Regions from separate parts of the Homo sapiens genome. Here region 2 is linked to region 1. A link is a contact called in ENCODE Hi-C data. All regions are on one chromosome and are shown on one strand. The core of a region is the stretch at or near the end of the contact, and the rest is flanking DNA. Distances in the headings are between cores, read along the strand shown. Region 1 holds the start of LINC01366 (long intergenic non-protein coding RNA 1366). Region 2 overlaps DOCK2 (dedicator of cytokinesis 2).

The links. Hi-C counts contacts between places; a loop is a spot of excess contacts on that map. Pooled maps may share reads with other maps.
Region 2: a loop to region 1 is called in a pooled map, with 5 times the contacts of the local background. The contact joins the enhancer-like site here to the promoter of LINC01366 in region 1. A Hi-C loop is called at or near these places in 1 of 168 maps with a recorded cell type or tissue (breast epithelium), 1 of 37 single-sample maps with no recorded cell type and 4 of 50 pooled maps.

Annotation. Positions count from the first base shown.
Region 1 is chr5:170,329,733-170,332,964 of GRCh38, forward strand. LINC01366 (long intergenic non-protein coding RNA 1366) reads left to right here and starts at 1,661. Exons shown (of 2, transcript NR_108025.1): 1 at 1,661-1,845. RefSeq lists enhancers at 964-2,163, 1,728-1,897, 2,963-3,232.
Region 2 is chr5:169,777,634-169,780,865 of GRCh38, forward strand. All of the region lies in intron 25 of DOCK2 (dedicator of cytokinesis 2), which reads left to right. Among named protein-coding and RNA genes, the nearest start is that of DOCK2, 140 kb to the left of the region's middle. Within about 2 kb of position 1,703, at least 3 of the 41 ENCODE cell types and tissues checked have a DNase peak (open chromatin) inside an H3K27ac peak, as active enhancers do; they include breast epithelium, where a contact is called at or near this core.

The DNA.
Region 1 (3,232 bases), core at 411-2,910:
AACCATCTACTCATCCATCTACCCACCCACCTGTCCATCCATCTACCATTTTATTCATTTACCTACCCATCCGTCCATCCATCCATCTACTCATCCATCTACCCATCCACCTGTCCATCTACCCACTCACTCATCCGTCTACTCACCCACCTGTTTATCCATCCATCTACCCACCCACCTATCCATCCAACAAATATTTCTGAATGTCCTCAATGTCCCAGCCATTTCTCCAGACTCTTTGGATATAGAGAAGAACAAGAAAGAAGAGGCCTCTGCTCTCACTAGCCCTACATTCTAGTGTCTGTTGCAGGGTCAGTGAGGGGTGGGTAGGGGGTCACAGACTACGGAAATAAACAAAGTAGGTGAGTGAGAAGTACTGTAAAGTAAATTAACAGAGCAATATCCCAGAGGGTACTACTTTAAAAGGAATGGTCAGGTCACCTTACAAGAAGGTGGCCTTTGTGATGAGTCCCAAATGATAAGAAAGGAAGCAGCCAAACAAAGAGAGACAGAAAGTCCTGATGTGGGAATGAGCTTTGTGTGTTTGAGGAACAGAAAAGAACAGAGTAAGCAGAGGAGAGGACAGAGATGAAGGCAGGGAAGTTAGGGAAAGTGTAAGAACTTGGAAAATACAGGAAACTCAGCAACAGCCAGACCTGATTTTGAATCCTTTCTCTAGCATTCATCTCTACACGTATGACCTTAACCAAGTCACCGCACCTTTCTTAGCCCCCATTTCCCCATCATGGAATGGGGACACAAGTACCTATGTCATTGGGCTTAGGGGAGAAAGTTCGGTAAAATGTCTGACACATGATAGATTTTGACAAACATTATTTCCTCTTCTTTTCTTGCTTTAAACATATAATGATGCTGTTACCTTAAAAGTTAGGTTATGCCATTAGAAGGCGCCTTTGTTCTTTGCTCTTGTTCTACCAAAATGAGAAAATGGCAAAAATCGCAGGGTGGGTCTCAGTTCTCCATTTTGTTAATATCCAAGTTGATATTTCCCTTTTGCGACAGTAACAACAACATGCAAACCAAAAACTGAAACAGCTTCAGTTCTGTGCCCTCAGGATCCAGCGTGGGACTCGTGAGAACCCTCCAGAGACAGCCACATTTCGAAGCAAGTGGCACAGGCTTTGCAGAAGGCACACTGGGCCCCTCTCAAAACTCAAGCAGCAAAGATGATGAGAGAGCTGCAGACTTCGGGGCGTGGAGGATGGGACTAAGCCGCAGAGTGCCTTGTCTAACATGTTTTAGGAAGCACCCTTCTCTTTCCCGACTCACATGGGGCAGCTATAATAATTCAGCTTCACGTGGCTGAATTATTTTCTGTTTTCACTTGGTTCTTTTTTTCTTCTCCTTTAAGAAAAAAAAAGTCCAAATAGGCTTTGGGCCACACTGGACTACCTAGTAAGGGGGATAGATGATCTAGATGATTTGAGAGCTGGTTTTCTGAAAAGCCAGGGAGCTCTGGTCTTGAGAAGACTCAGTAGCCAGGAAGCTGAGGAACACACACACACACACACACACACACACACACACACACAAACACACCCCTTCCTGGCTCCAGTTCCGCACCACCCCACACCCCCAACACCGGAAGTAGATTTCTCAATAGGCAGGGCTGGGTATGAGTCACAGGCAATTCCGTTTTGTTTGGGACCATGAGACCTCCCACTCCTGGGGCCAGAAGGAGTTGCTGAGAAGGAGCTGTGGTTCTGACCTTCAGGGGAATTCCCACGTCTGTATGGTGGCTCGTGAAGAGCATGGTTCCTTTTCTCAGCCCTCTTGAGGGGCGAGGATGCTGAGGACTGAAGTCGGTGGGGCTTGATGCATGTGGTGTGTGGATGGTGTGGGGAGGTGGGGAAGGAGGACTAACATGAATGGTGTGAGGTCTTTCAGAGGGGTCTTCCCAAGGTCACATAGTTGACGGGGGGTGAGTACTCACACTCGTGCAAAGGTGGGGGATAGGAAGGGAAACTGAGGCCATTAGTATTTGGCACCATAGCTGGTCTCTGAGGCTTTCAAATGTTCCCCCAGGAGGTTCAGCCTCTGTGGGGAGAAGCCAGGGGAACCCCATGGCACATCCCCAGCCCTGCCTGCTACCCGCCTCTGCCATCTCCCCTTCCCCTGGGCTATGAGGGGAGGTAATGAGACCTGTGACTCATACAGTGCTCTCCTTTTCCCTCCTATCAGCTCAGACTAAGCAGAGAAGTGGGCAGAGCTCTTTCACCAGAGGTGGAGGGGCCTGTTGGGGAGGGGACCCACCAAATCCTTGGGGGTGGTTCTCAGCTCCCCGGAGATAGGGGAGATGAGACCTCAGGAAGGCTCTGATCAGGCGTCTTCTGTTCTCTTTCCTTTCTTGGGTGGGAATGATGCTTCCCACTTTTGTGGTCCACCTGCAGGCCGCCTTTCATCCTTCTTCAAGTCACAGAGAGACAGAGAGGAGGGGACGAAGGACGAGCCATGGGGTTTTGAAAGCAGGCACAGCAGCAGGGGTGCTGCCTCCAGGGGTCTGCTCTGCCAAGAGTTCCTGTCCCAGGTGTCTACAAAAACAGTCAAACTCTATAAAATACTTGGAGATTTATTCTGAGCCAAATATGAGTGACCAATAGCCCGTGACACAGACCTCAGGAGATCCTGCCCAAGGTGGTCAGGTTACAGTTTGGTTTTATATATATTAGGGAGATACAAGAAATAAATCAATACATAGAAAATGTACGTTGGTTTGGTCCGGGAAGGCAGGACAACTCAAAGCAGAGGCTTCAAGTCATAGATACATTCAAAGATTTTCTGATTGACAATTGGTTGAAAAAGTTGTATTATCATCTAAAGACCTAGAATCAACAGAAGAGAATGTCTGGGTTAAGATGAGAGGTTGTGGAGACCAGGGTTCCCATTATGCAGAGGAAGCCCCAGGTAGCAGGCTTCAGAGAGAATAGGTTGTAAATGTTTCTTATCAGAATTAATTCTCTCCTGGAGCACGAAAAGGAAGGGGATTCTCTTCGAAATATAGATTTTCCCCACAAGAGACAGCTTTGCAGGACTATTTTGAGATACAGCAAATAAACATAACTTGGGGCAAAATACTTTGATTTTTTTTTTTCAGGGCCTGCTCTCTGTCATGTGATGCTATACTACAGCCAGGCTGGAATTTGGTGTCTTATTGCTACAAAGAATCAGCTTTGTCAATCCTAAGGTCTGTTTTAATGTTAATGCTGGTCAG
Region 2 (3,232 bases), core at 453-2,952, 550 kb before region 1:
TACCTTACCCGGGATACTTCACCTCTGTAAGCATCTGATTCTTCACCTGTGAAAGGAAAACAATATAGACGGTTGACCTCACTGGTTTCCCGTGAGCATTGAATGTGATGTTGCCGGTGAGAGGCATAGAGAGGCCTGGTCCTTAGTAAGGACTCATAAGCCAAGTTTCATCATTAATAACTATTACTAGTGCTACTATTATTTGCAGTCATCTGGTAGCATCATAGAAGGTACAACTGGAAGTCAGGAGAGCTGGAGTCTCAGCTCTGCAGTTTCCTGTGCATTCCAACTTAGAGAATGAATTCATCCCTCCGTCTTCATTTTCCTCATTTCTCAAATGAGAAGCTTGAATGAGGGGATACGTGAGCACACATTCCCTCCTGAGGTTTGTGGTCCTAAGCTAACTGTAACCTAGGGTTCAGGGTTTGAGTTACTCTGTGCAGCAGCACTCAGCACCTTCCACTGCCACAAGTGCTCCTGGATGGTGGGAACCTGGCTCCTCAGTTACTATTTCTGGAGTTCTTACTAACACACAGAGGTGCATTGTGCTGAGAACCATATATCATTACCTTCATGAATCCTCCCATCAACACTGTCTTACAAGGGCTGTTATGATCACCTCTTTGCAGGTGCTAAAGCTGAGATTTATATAGGAAGCTGGGATTTAAACATAGGCTCCTAACACCCATACTAAATGGTCTCTGTGTCCACAGTGTTCAGTAGTGAGTAGTAATATTTTTGTTCTTATAAATATTGGTTGGGCTGCACTCGAGGATTTGGAAGAACTGGGATGGAGAGGACACTCAGCAGTGTGCTCTTATTGCACTCTTCTCTCTTTTACTCAGTCCTTTCAAAATTGTAGGCACAAAAGTCAGGAAGGCAACACCTGTAAGACTTTGGGGGCAGCTCCTGCTACCTTAGCCCTGTCTAACTTTCTCTCTCTGTAAAATGAGACTGATAAACAGTTGCTCTGCCCTACTTGCCTGGTAGAGTCATTTTGAGCTACACGAAGGATTGTATATGCGTGTGTGCATTAAAGAATTTGCACATTGGGCATATCGAGTGTTTGAGCTGAAAGGAATGTTAGCAACCAGCTGCCCAGAGATAGTCAAATTCAGCAATTGAGAGAAACCCTGAAGGGGCTTCACCTTGGGTGTATAACAAGCAGGCCCACTTCTCCCTGCTTCTTAGAATAGCTCACTGTATCTATGTCTCTGTCAGTCTACTGATCTACCAATCTATCTATCTATATATCCAAGAAAATTTTCAGCAAAAAAATTCTAAGTCTAAAGAAGTATGTGGTATTCGTTTTTCTGTGCCTGGCTTATTTCAGTTAGCATCACGTGAAAAATTGATCTGGCTCTGATGAGGGATGTTGATAGTGGGGAAGGCCACGTGTGGGTGGGGACAGGGGATATATGGGAACTGTGTACTTTTGACTCAATTTTGCTGTGAACCTAAAGCTGCTCTTTAAACAAAACTACTCCAAAAATAAAAAACAAATACAGTACAAACATTGACCTGAATTACCACCACCCCTGATCCATTTTACAGAGGAGGAAAAAAGGCCCTGAAAGAGGAAGTGGCTCTTCTAAGGCTACTGAGTAGAAGAGTTAAGATAGAACCCCTGGTTCAGCTTTTTCTGCCCACATACCAATTTACTTACCAATTGTTAGCACTGAAAGTGTGGCCCTGTCCCTCCCTGGCTTAAAGGGTACACTTCAGTGACTTAGGGAGGGGGTGGTGGGGCTTCAGTTTCACTGCCTGTGCTCATGGTGGTGCCTGTGGTTGGGGGGAGGGGACATCTCTGCCATTGCTGGCTCCCTGGCATCACTGTGCCTGCGATTGTGAGCTGTTGGTGGTGGTGTCCAATGGCTCACACTGGCTCATTGCTGGGACAGTGGGATAATTTCCTAGGGCCAGCTCTAGAGGAACTCACAAGATGATTAGGTGGTGGCTGAGGTTCAGATGGGTTCAGGCTTTCTGCCCCACCAGCTTCTAGCTATGCAGGTCCAGCCATCTCCCTGTCCGTCTCTGTCTGTCTCTCATTTGTTCTGTCCCCACCCCACCCCCGCATCATCCCATGCAGCCCCTTTTCTAAAATCTTCTGCTTCACCCCATCCCTAGAGGAACTCCCCCTTTCCCCTTGCTCTCTTCTTAAGCCTGAACAACTCGCATCAGCTTAGACACCAGCCAGTTCCTAGGGAGGCAGTTCTCCACTCAGTCCCCTCAGGTTCCAGGTGTGGAGGAGGTGTGGTGACTGACTGTGGCCCCGTAGAGAGTGTAGGCTGCAGGAATTCATCCCGTTGCATTTGCCCTCCCAGAGAGAGCTCTAACCAGTTTTCTTTCTGGGTCACCGAAGCAGTAAGGCACACCTTGCCAAGGTGAGCATTATTTTTTTCTCAGACCCAGCGTCTTCTAATCTACTTTGGGGGTCATGTATTTCCCCTTCCACCATGGCTTTGGCCTTGATCCTTTTGGATCTAGCAACCCTGGCATTGCTGTGCTAAGAAGCATGTGGCTCTTGCCCATCCAGCGTGAGCCCAGTTTGCCCTGGTGATTGCCACCTTCCCCTAGCTGTAAACTCTGCTCTATGACTGAGGAGGGACGGAGTCAGCTCTGGTTAGATTTGTAAGTTTTAAGGCTCCCCCAACCCAATAAATGTGTGTGTGTGTGTGTGTGTGTGTGTGTGTGTGTGTGTGTGTGTTGAATCGTTCTAACACACCTTCCAAAATGCATGGGAAAGTTGTCAACTTCTTTTCTCATGGTGTGTTAAAAGAATTTGGCATCCAATAAAGTACCTCTGGGCCTTGTGTGCTGGCAGCTTCTGGGCAGGTTGACGGTTTCCTCCCTGTTCGTATTTGTTTCATCATAAGCCAAACAAAAGCACTGAGAATCCATGTATTCGGGATCTCAGGGGCCTCTCCTCCTTCTCGTGCTTCTCTAAGATTTTCCTTGTGCTTACGTAACACCAGCTTCCTGACTTCAGGTAAAGAGTGTGTGTTTTCTCTCTGTATTCCCAGTAACTGGCACTGGGATAGGTGTTTGAAGGTGAAAGGACCAGTTGCCTTCATTGAAAGATGGTAATATCGTCTATTGAAGAAAACACTACACAGTACGTCTTCACTTATTGTCATCCATAGGTTCTTGGGAACCGTAACTTTAAGTGAAATGATGTATAACAAAACCAATTTTGCCATAGGCTAATTGATATAAACAAGAGTTAAGTTCC